2 separate regions of the Homo sapiens genome follow, and region 2 is linked to region 1. Evidence: read pairs that join two places in POLR2A ChIA-PET (ENCODE). Cell type or tissue: GM12878. All regions are shown on one strand. Each heading gives the region's core, and the rest is flanking DNA. Links, peaks and the distances in the headings are about the cores only. Region 1 overlaps DST (dystonin). Region 2 overlaps DST (dystonin).

What was found. ChIA-PET counts read pairs that join two places held together with the same protein. Peaks named below come from ENCODE experiments on the same cell type or tissue, not always from the same donor. Only the 100,000 strongest peaks of a DNase experiment are listed, where the experiment ranks them.
Region 2: POLR2A ChIA-PET joins it to region 1 with 5 read pairs; 3 of 35 experiments call an interaction of 5 or more read pairs at or near these places.

Annotation. Positions count from the first base shown.
Region 1 is chr6:56,930,415-56,935,802 of GRCh38, reverse strand. The region is part of intron 2 of DST (dystonin); the gene reads left to right. Among named protein-coding and RNA genes, the nearest start is that of DST, 22 kb to the left of the region's middle. In GM12878, for the core only: no CTCF peak of the experiment used is centred there; no DNase peak of the experiment used is centred there.
Region 2 is chr6:56,868,625-56,874,012 of GRCh38, reverse strand. The region is part of intron 3 of DST (dystonin); the gene reads left to right. It also overlaps the pseudogene RPL17P26. Among named protein-coding and RNA genes, the nearest start is that of DST-AS1, 27 kb to the right of the region's middle. In GM12878, for the core only: no CTCF peak of the experiment used is centred there; no DNase peak of the experiment used is centred there; H3K27ac peaks cover 1,116 bases.

The DNA.
Region 1 (5,388 bases), core at 54-5,053:
CAGGCACGCACCACCATGCCCAGCTAATTTTTGTATTTTAGTAGAGACGGGTTTTCACCATGTTGGCCAGGATGGTCTCGATCTCTTGACCTCGTGATCCGCCCACTTTGGCCTCCCAAAGTGCTGGGATTACAGGTGTGAGCTACCGTGCCCGGCAATCTCATTATTCTTTATATTTTCTGCATTTGTCTCCAACTTCTGTACATAAAATAGATTGAGGTTAAAGAACTACTTGCAGATTTTAAAGAAAACAATATGTATCACTTCATATTTACTGATGAGTTTACAAAGAGTAGAAATTTCACATTAAGAAGTAATTAAGCAGTAGACCATTAACAAGTTTTAAATAACTAACTGACCAACTTTGAAGAATCATTAAAAGAACATTAAATAGTATATTCCTGCTACTGCCCACTCTGCAGTGAGCTGCACGCAGCAGGCAGCAGGCAGTTGCGAGCATTTCAGACTGATCTAGAGTGTGACTGCCTCTTGTTTTAAAAACGGTTGTGGGGCATCCCAAAGTGAATCCCAAATACATTCTTAATTGTTTAGACTCTCTTGAAATATTTGGATTACCTAGCTGTATGTCTGAATCATCAGCTGTTCTGGGTGGGAGATAAAATTGGGAAATTTTGGCTGGCTACTGCTATATTACAATTTCTCTAGAAACTTCAGTTAATAATGGACTCAAGCATGCCTTGAGCTGTTCGCCGAGAAACTATGGCAACGGGCCTTTTAATTAAAGCTGAAGTAGTGTGTGTAGCTTAGGAAAACGGAGATACTGCCAATTGATAGGGTGACAGTATGGGAATCATCCATGAAGCTAACAAGAAATTTCTTTTTAGATATATTTAGTTAACTCTTTTTTACCTAAGTTGCTCAAAGAAACACTAGTAAACTCTTTTAGTGGACATCAATATTTGGCTTTGGAATATGTTACAATATTTTTTAAAGAATATATAGCTTCCTAATTTTTTTTAAGAATAATATTAAAATTATTTTGTGTTTTCTGAGTATATGTTAAACTGAGAGTTGGAAGTTATTGGAAGGGTCAGCCTAGAGGCATCCTTAATGTCAGAGGGCAGCCAATCTGAGATAGTTCACAAAACCAATGATCTCTCCATTTTGGTGATGGAGACATTAGTGTGCCTTAATTCTCTCTCTCCATGTCATATTCTCTCTCTCTCTCTCCCCTCCTTCTCTCTCTCTCACGATATATATATATATATATATATATATATAATATAATATATAATATGTATATTTTATATGTATATAAAAGTGCACTAGTGGGCTGATGATTGACAAATTAGTAAACTGTCCCCCTCTTGAGCTAACGCATTTCCAGGCAGTGTGCTGGAATTTATAAGCCCAGACCATAACAAAAGTGATTTATTATTGTTAGCTTTCCAAATTAAAAAAATAAAAACTAAGTAGAAAAGCAACAGTTGCCATTTTTTGAGGGTCAAGTATGTGTTATGCTAACAACCCCCAGTGATGGGCAGATTCTATTAGCCCTTTGGTAGGGGCTGAGGAGGGGGAGAATTTGAGTTTAAGTCTGTTGTTTTAGCATCCCATCTTAAAAAGTGTCCCTGTTTGAGGATAAATTGCAGTCACCTGGTGAAGGCAATCGCTAGAAAGATGAGTAGCATCTAATTAAATAAAATGTTCTACTTAGGAGGCTGAGATGGGAAGATTTTTAGAAGCCAGGAGTTTGTGACCAGCCTGAGCAGCATGGTGAGATCCCCATCTCTAAAAAATAAAAAATATATATATGTATATAAAATAAAACAAAATGTAATAGTGACAAATGTAAAAGCCCTTAAGCCAGAGACAATGTAGGAATTGGCTCTTACAAAAGCCTGTTATCTGGTTTCCTTGGCTTTGGGTTTCAGTTCACTTTTTATGATACTGTTGGCAGAGTAAGCTATCTGAAATAAGATCTGATCTTCCACTCCTTTTGCTTAATGGCTTTTCTTTGCTTAATGGCTTCCCGTTGCTTACAGGATAAGTACACCCTTTCTTGGTATCAGCTCCCACATACCTCTAATGCACACCTTAAACTCAAACAAGACCCAGCTGCTTGGTTCCCTACCCCATTCTGTTTTCATGCCATTGCTCATGCTGGAACCCCTCTATTCTACTTTTTTGTTGTTGTTGCAAACTCCCATTTCTACTTAAAAATGAGGATTAAACATCATTTTCTTCCTTTCTTTATCTCACATTCTTCCCTTAGTCTTCCTGGACATTCTCCCCTCTTGTTATTGAACTGAACTAACTGGGGCCTGCTCACCTGGCACGGTAAGGCCAAACATCCACACTGAGGTTTGCAGTGGAAGAAAGGAGGGCATTTATTTGCAGGGTGCCAAGCAAGGAGAATAGTGCAGCTTATGCTGAAAGACCTGATCTCCTCAATGGCTTGCAAGTCGAGTTCTTAAAGGCATGGTTAAGTTTTAGGAAAGCAGAAGTTACAGACAAAATCATAAATCAATATGCAGAGGTTACACATTGGTTTGGCCTACAAAGGGTGGGATATCTTGAAGTGGGGGCAGGTCATAGGTAGATTAAAAGATTTTCTGTTTTGCAATTGGTTAAGGAAGGGAAGCTTTGTTTAAGATCTGGGTCAGCAGAAAAGATTGTTAGCTCTGGTTTCTGGTGTGACTTCTTTCAGGACCATCAGGAAGAAATTTACAGCAAAGAGAAGTGGTCAGAGATCAGTCCTCAGTTCCTCCTATCTGAGGTCTACATGCTGTTCGGTGGGGGTCTGGGTTTCTGAAAAACAACTCAGGAACATATGTTAAGATTTTATCTTTACTTTCTATAGAGAACCAAACATTGTATTATTTTAACTTCCTGGGAGATTGTTTTAAGCTACTATTACCTTCTTGCTTATCTAGTTGCTCATTTATTTCTCAGGGAGACCTAGGTACCTGGAAATTCCCTTGAAGGAACTCAGGATTTTCTATTATTTCTATGCTTGGGACCCACAGACCCCTAAGAAGTGTCCCTGCTCCATCTCACTCTGGGACTGGATGAGGGCACCAGATATGGGGATTTACACACCAAGGCAGGTGGTATGTAATTTTTATCTTGTATCCATAGCCTTGTGTGGCATCTGGCATGGAATAGGCACTTACTATTTGTTGAATATTTGATGTTGGCTAAATATTTGATGTATATAGGAATGGAATTAAGTGAGTAAACTAGAGTTACCAGGCATATTTGAGAAAATACAGAGTAGTTGAACTTCAGTTCAGCTGTTTTCCCTCCTCCTTCTCTCCCACCCTTCTCTTGCCTCCCGGCTGCCTGTTCCTCCTATGCCTGTTCTGTGGCTTTCCAGAATACCCTGGTCAAGGAATTGCTCTTCCCTTAAATGCCCCTCTATTAGTCCACTTCCATTCTGCTGATAAAGACAAACTTGAGACTAGGTTTGGAAGACTTTTTCTGGAAGAAAAAGAGGTTTAATTGGATTTAAAGTTCACATGGCTGGGGAGGCCTCAGAATCATGGCGGGAAGCAAAAGGCACTTCTTACATGTTGGTGGCAAGAGAAAATGAGAGAGAAGCAAAAGCAGAAACCCCCCATAAAACCATCAGATCTCCTGAAGCTTATTTACTACCACGAGAACAGTCTGGGGGAAACCACCCCCATGATTCAAATTATCTCCCACTGGATCCTTCCCACAACACATGGGAATTATGGGAGTACAATTCAAGATGAGATTCGGGTGGGGACACAGAGCCAAACCATATCATTCAGCCCCTGGCCCCTCCTAATCTCATGTCCTCACGTTTCAAAACCAATCCTGTCCTCACATTTCAAAACCAATCATGCCTTCCCAGCAGTCCCCCAAAGTCTTAACTCATTTCAGCATTAACCCGAAAGTCCAAAGTCTCATCTGAGACAAGGCAAATCTCTTCTGCCTATGAGCCTGTAGAATCAAAAGCAAGCTAGTTACTTCTTAGATACAATGGGGTTACAGGTATTGGGTAAATACAGCAGTTCCAAATGGGAGGAATTGGCCAAAACAAAGTGGTTACAAAGGCCCATGCAAGTCCAAAATCCAGCAGGGCAGTCAAATTTTAAAGCTCCGAAATGATCTTCTGTGACTCCAGGTCTCACATCCAGGTCACACTGATGCAAGAGGTGGGTTCCCATGTTCTTGGGCAGCTCCACCCCTGTGGCTTTGAAGGGTACAGCCTCCCTCCTGGCTGCTTTCACAGGCTAGTGTTGAGTGTCTGCAGCTTTTCCAGGCCAACAGTGTAAGCGGTTGGTGGATCTACCATTCTGGGGTCTGGAGGTCGGTGGCCCTCTTGTCACAGCTCCACTAGGCAGTGCCCCAGTAGGGACTCTATGTGGGGGCTCTGACCTCACATTTCTCTTCTGCACTGCCCTAGCAGAGGTTCTCCATGAGTGCCCTGCCCCTGCAGCAAACTTCTGTCTGGGCATCCAGGCATTTCCATACATCTTCTGAAATCTAGGCGGAGATTCACAAACCCAAATTCTTGACTTCTGTGCACTCGCAGGCTCAATACCACATGGAAGCTGCCAAGTCTTGGGACTTGAACCCTCTGAAGCCACAGCACTCTTTGGGGACACAGAGCCAAACCATATCAGCCCCTGAGCTTCCAAAATACCCTTTGCCTTTCTTTCCCAAACTTCTACCCTCAACTCCAATCAAAATGCCATTTCTTTACTGAGGAATGCAGCTAGATATAATTAGGAGATTATCACATCAACCTAATTTATGCCAGGCTATAAATGACTGACAGTGAGGCAGCAGGAAGTGTTTTGATTTTGAATTCCACAATATAAGTGATTGATTTCGTGTTCAAATTTCTGACTGTGTATATAACCTTCTCTTTCACATTGTATATTAATGACATCCTAAACATGTTTTCATGCAAGGGTTTTGGATTTTGTCATGCAATCGTGACAAAGGAATATTCTGAGAGCTGCCTGCCTGTAACCAGTTTCAGCAACATTGCTGTCTTTGTTCAGCAGCATTTGTGCAATTATTTGAATATTTTATTGCTTTTTCATATCTTTCTTATATAAATGAATGAACACTAGAAAAATTACTGATAATGCTGGTGATGGGAAATTAGGTCTTATATAGCAATTCACTTCAGATAAAGATATAAAAAATCAGGTGAGCCAGAAAGAAGAAATTCTTAGCTTCAAGTGGATACTCTCTGAATTAAAGCCCGTCTAGAATCTGTTTTATTGGTAGGAAAAGAAGCAAAAGCAAGGAACTGTATGGAATTCTGGAAATCTATCATTGAATATTGTATACAAAAAGGAAGATATAACTAAAGATTTTTAATCCTATATTTTAGTTTTTGGGCCCTGAAATCCAGTTTCTCATGAGATTCCTACACATTTCATT
Region 2 (5,388 bases), core at 78-5,077, 62 kb after region 1:
CCTCAGTCTCCCAAGTAGTAGGACTATAGTTATGCACCACTGAAGCTGGCTTACATGTGGTGCTTTGATACAAGCATAGTGTGTAATGGTCAGATCACAATTGGGATATTCATCACCTCAAACATTTATCATTCTTTTGTGCTGGGAGACATTCCAAACCTCTTCTAGTTATTTAGAGCTATACAATAAAGTATTAACCACAGCTATCCTATATTGCTGTCAAACACTAGATCTTGTTCCTTCTGAGTGTATTTTTGTGCTCATTAACCAACCTCTCTTCATCTCCCCTCTCCGCCCAACCTTCCCAGCTTCTGGTAAACACCTTTCAATTCTCTATCTTCATGAGATCCACTATTTTAACTCCAACATGAGTGAGAACAGGCAATATTTTTCTCTTTGTGCTTGGCTTACTGCACTTAACATAATGCCTTCCAGTTCCGTCTATGTTGCTGTAAATGACAGAATTTCATTCTTCTTTATGACTGAATAATATTCCTTTGTGTATATATATATATCTCACAATTTCCTTATAATTTCATCCATTGATGGACACTTAGGTTGATTTCATATCTTGCTATTGAAATGCCTCAGTACATTGGTCTAGGCAAAGATTTCTTCAGTAAGACCTCAAAAGCACAGGAAACCAAAGCAAATTGACAAGTGGGATCACATCAAGCTAAAAAGCTTCAGAGGAAACAATCAACAAAGAGAAGAGACAGCCCACAGAATGGGAAAAAAATATTTGCCAGCTATTCATCTGACAAGTGATTAATAACCAGATTATGTGAGGAACTCAAACAACTCAAGAGCAAAAAGACAAATAATCTGATTAAAAAATGGGCAAAAGATCTAAATAGATATTTCCCTAAAGAAGACATACAAATGACGAACAGGTATATGAAAAGATGCTCAACATCACTAATTGTCAAGGAAATGCAAATTAAAACTACAATGGGATATCATCGCACCCTGGTTAAAATGTCTGTTATCAAAAAGAAAATAACAGATGCTAGCAGGTATTCAGGGAAAGGAGAATGCTCATTGGTAGGAATGTAAGTTTAGTACAGCCATTGTGGAAAACAAAATATGGAGGTTCCTCAAAAAACTAAAAATAGAACTACTATATGATCTAGCATATAGTAGTTCCCACTGCTGGGTATATATCCGAAAAAAAAAAAAAGGGGGGGGGGAATCAGTGTATTGAAGAGATTCTGCACTTCCATACCTATTTATTTTTAAATTACTCTATCTTTCTATCTATCTGATAAATACCTATACACCCCCACTCAAAACAAAAGCTAAGATCTTGGTAGTAACCTATGTCTAATGATATGGTCTCTTTTTCCATTGGCCTGAGTGTTCTTACTCAAGATAACCATCATTCTGAAACACATTTCATCATTCTCTTGTTTCCCTGTTCACAGAGTTTTATTGCTAGTCTATTTATTCCTAAAAAGTTTAAATTTTTTATTTTATTTATTTGTTTTCTTAGAGGTGGAGTCTTACTCTGTTGCCCAGGCTAGAGTGCAGTGGTGCCATCATAGCTCACTGCAGCCTCAAACTCCTGGGCTCAAGTGATTCCTCCACCTCATCCTCTTGAGTAGCTGTGACTACAGGTATGAGCCACTGCGCCTAGCTTAAAAAATTTTAATTTTAAAATTTTAGTTACTTTTAACTTAATAAAAAATGTTATCATACTTTATGTAATTATTTGAAACTACCTTTTTTCACTTAATATGCTATTGCTAATAGTATTGCTAATAATATTGTTCACTATAGTTTATTTGTTTCAACTTTTGTATGACTATACCACAGTTTGCTCATTTGCTCTCCTGTAAGTGGGACATTTGTTTTCAGGCCTTTACTGTATGAGTGCCACTGTGCATTTTCTTGTACATGCCTCTTACTGTTCATGTGCAGTTTTTCTTGTGTATATGCTTAGTGGAATTACTGGATCAATTCTTAGTAGAATCGCTGGACATACATGAAAGTTCAACTTCAGGAGATAATGCCAAACTCTTTTTCAAAATACCTGCACCCATTTATACTTTCCTCAGCCACGTCTAAGCGAGCATGAGGAGCCACGTTCTTTTCAACACATAGTAATATTAGACTTAATTTTTTTTTCCAGTTGAATACATGCAATCTGTTAACCCCATTGTGGGCTTGATTTGCTTTACCCTGATTGTTAATGATGCCACACCTCTTTTCTTTTTCTTTTTTTTTTTTTTTTTTTACTTTTAATTGTATTTATTTTAACGCTGAATTTACTCCTGTGCTGTAAGTTTTTGTTTCTTCAGTTTCTTCTGGGATATCTTTTTCTTCTAGGCAACCCCCTCTTCTGGTTTAGGAACAATTTGTTCCTTTTCAGTAAGGATCATCTCGATGTGGCAGAGAGAGCTCATGTATGGGTTAATCCAACCATGAGCTCTGTAGGTCCAGCAGTGTGTCTTAGGTGCTTTGTTTATTTGGATATGCTCAATGACCAGAGAATCTACCTCTAAGCCCTTAAGTTCAGCATCACTCTCTGCATTTTTAAGCATGTGCAGCAAAAATTCAGCACTCTTTTTGGGCCACCGACCTTGTGTCCGGCCTCACTGCTTGGCCTGGGCACACCTGCCAACTCCAGCATTGTAACGTTGGAATGGTACACACTGTTTCTGTAAAGTGACATCTTTCAGATACTTCGTGGCTTTTCGTATATGCATACCCTTGGTGTCCTGGGCAGTTTCACGAGTGTTCTTAAAGTGAACACGAAGATTTGAACCTCTTGATTTGCATGACTTTGTGTGGTTCTCTGGGTCAAGTAAATAGTGAACCATTTTCACAGACTACCTCAGGCCACTTAGGGGAAGAGGAAGAGCCCCACACATTTTTTCATATGTTTATATCTTTTTGTATGTTTATTAGCCATATATGTTTTCTCTTCTGCAAAATGTCTGTCCATTTCATTTGCTATTTTTCTTCTTTGGTTGTTTGTATGTTTTTTACTGATTTGAGTGGGTTCTTTATATATACATATTCTTTGTTCACTGAATTTTAATTTATATTATTATATTTTCATTGCTTGGTATTTTTGACAGTCTCTTATTCCTAACTCCTACTTTTGATACTCTTTTCCCTTTATTTAAATATATAAAATATGTTTATTTTATATGTAATATCTGATAATTAACATACCTGAAGTTTTTGCCTATGGATTTGTGTCTGTTGTTTCTATAGTTTCACCAGTGGGGCCTTGTTTCATTGTATGCTTTGTGACTTTCTTGTTGCCCAGGATGGAGTGTAATGGCATGATCTCGGCTCACTGCAACCTCTACCTCCCGGGTTCAAGTGATTCTCCTGCCTCAGCCTCCCGAGTAGCTGGGATTACAGGTGCCTGCCACCATGCCCGGCTAATTTTTGTATTTTTAGTAGAGACAGGGTTTCACCATATTGACCAGGCTGATCTTGAACGCCTGACCTCAGGTGATCTGCCCACCTCGGTCTCCCAAAATGCTGGGATTACAGGCGTGAGCCACTGTGCCTGGCTGCTTTGTGACTTTTTACCATGAGCTCTTTTTTTTTTTTTTTTTTTTTTTGCAGTTGCAAGATTTAATAGAGTGAAAATAGGGCTCCCATAAAATGGGAGGGAACCCAAAGGGGGTTGCCTTTGCTGGCTCGAGTGCCTGGGTTTATATCCCGATCATTGTCCCTCCCCTTGTGCTCTCAGGCGATAGATGATTGGCTATTTCCTTACCTCCTGTTTTTGCCTAATTAGCATTTTAGTGAGCTCTCTTTACTACCTGATTGGTTGGGTATGAGCTAAGTTGCAAGCCCCGTGTTTAAAGGTGGATGTGGTCACCTTCCCAGCTAGGCTTAGGGATTCTTAGTTGGCCTAGGAAATCCAGCTAGTCCTGTCTCACCACGAGCTCATTTTTGACTGAACTTTATCTGTGGTAATTTTAGAGGCTAGGCTTGAAAGTACATTTCTCTAGAGTGGATATTCTGTTAGTTTTGCCAGGGAAATCTAAAAAAAAAAATCTCAGCTGGGTGCGGGTGGCTCATGCCTGTAATCCCAGCACTTTAGGAGGCCGAGGCAGGTGGATTGCTTGAGCTCAGGAGTTCAAGACTAGCCTGGGCAACATAACAAGACATCGTCTCTACTAAAAATCAAAAAAATTAACTGGGCATGATGGCGCCTGCCTGTAGTCTCGGCTACTCGGGAGGCTGAGGTGGGAGGCTCGTTTCAGCCTGGGAGGTTGAGGCTGAGATTGTACCACTGCACTTCAGCCTTGGTGACAGAGCGATTCCCTGTCTCAAAAAAATAAATAAAAATAAAATCTCAGTTTCAGAGTTTTTCATACTGCATAGATTGTGTGAACTTGGGCCATAAAATACACATGAGAATCAGCTTGTGGTTATGAAGTTTTTTTTTTTTTTCTTCTCTGTCCAGCCACAAGCTTGACATGGGCAAGTGTCCTTGCAATCTCAGGGTATTTTTCTTTGGTTTTCCTAGTTCATGCTTCCCTGGCTTTATTTGTTTGTTTCTATTTTTGTGTTTTTCACTGAGACTCCTTTGGCTTTGTCTTCTGTCCCCTGAGCAGGTCGTCCTACTCTTCTGTCTCCTGTTTGTCAAGTGAAACTTTAGATGAGAGGGAATCAGCCTAACATTTCTGTATTTGTGCTTTTGCTTTTCTATTGCTCTAGCCTCTAAGAATTTTTCTTATTTTCCTGCCCCTTTGCTGATTCATTTAAAAATATTTTATCCAGCATTTTTAGCTACTGTACAGCAGGAAGGTTTGTTAGGAAGTCAAGTCTGCAATATATCTGAGAAACCCTTGCCTTGTTTTTGTATGACTAGACTCCCCAAAATAGGTCCCCTCAGATCAGAGCCATATGTACCCCAAAGTTCTAGCATCCATACCTAGAGCCACCAAAAGTTTTTTAAAAAATCTGTACATCATTATCAAAGTACAGTAGCCATCGTCTGCCAAGGCATAGCTTTTAGTCCTTATTTTTAGTATAATTTCATTTCTATGTAGGGCTGTGCAGTACATTTAGCCAATTGTTTCTTATCTCTTGGTCTTAAAGCAGATGACAAAGGACCTTCATTTCCCACAGAGGGTAGAATTCATGTTTACATAGGGTATTGAGAAGTGCTGTAGTGACTCACTTATTTCAACTCTCAAATTTCAGTACATATTTGTCATTTCTGTTAGGCCAAATCAACTTCCTAATTGCACCATGTTTTGTTATAATTTGGAGTTGAACCTAAAACTCCAATAGAGAAAATGTTCATGGAATATTTTTGTGATAAAATCAGATAAAAATTGTTAAATAGCAGTTGTGATTGTCAAATTATTTTATTTTATTGTTGATTTATTTTATCATTGGTTTTTATTTTTG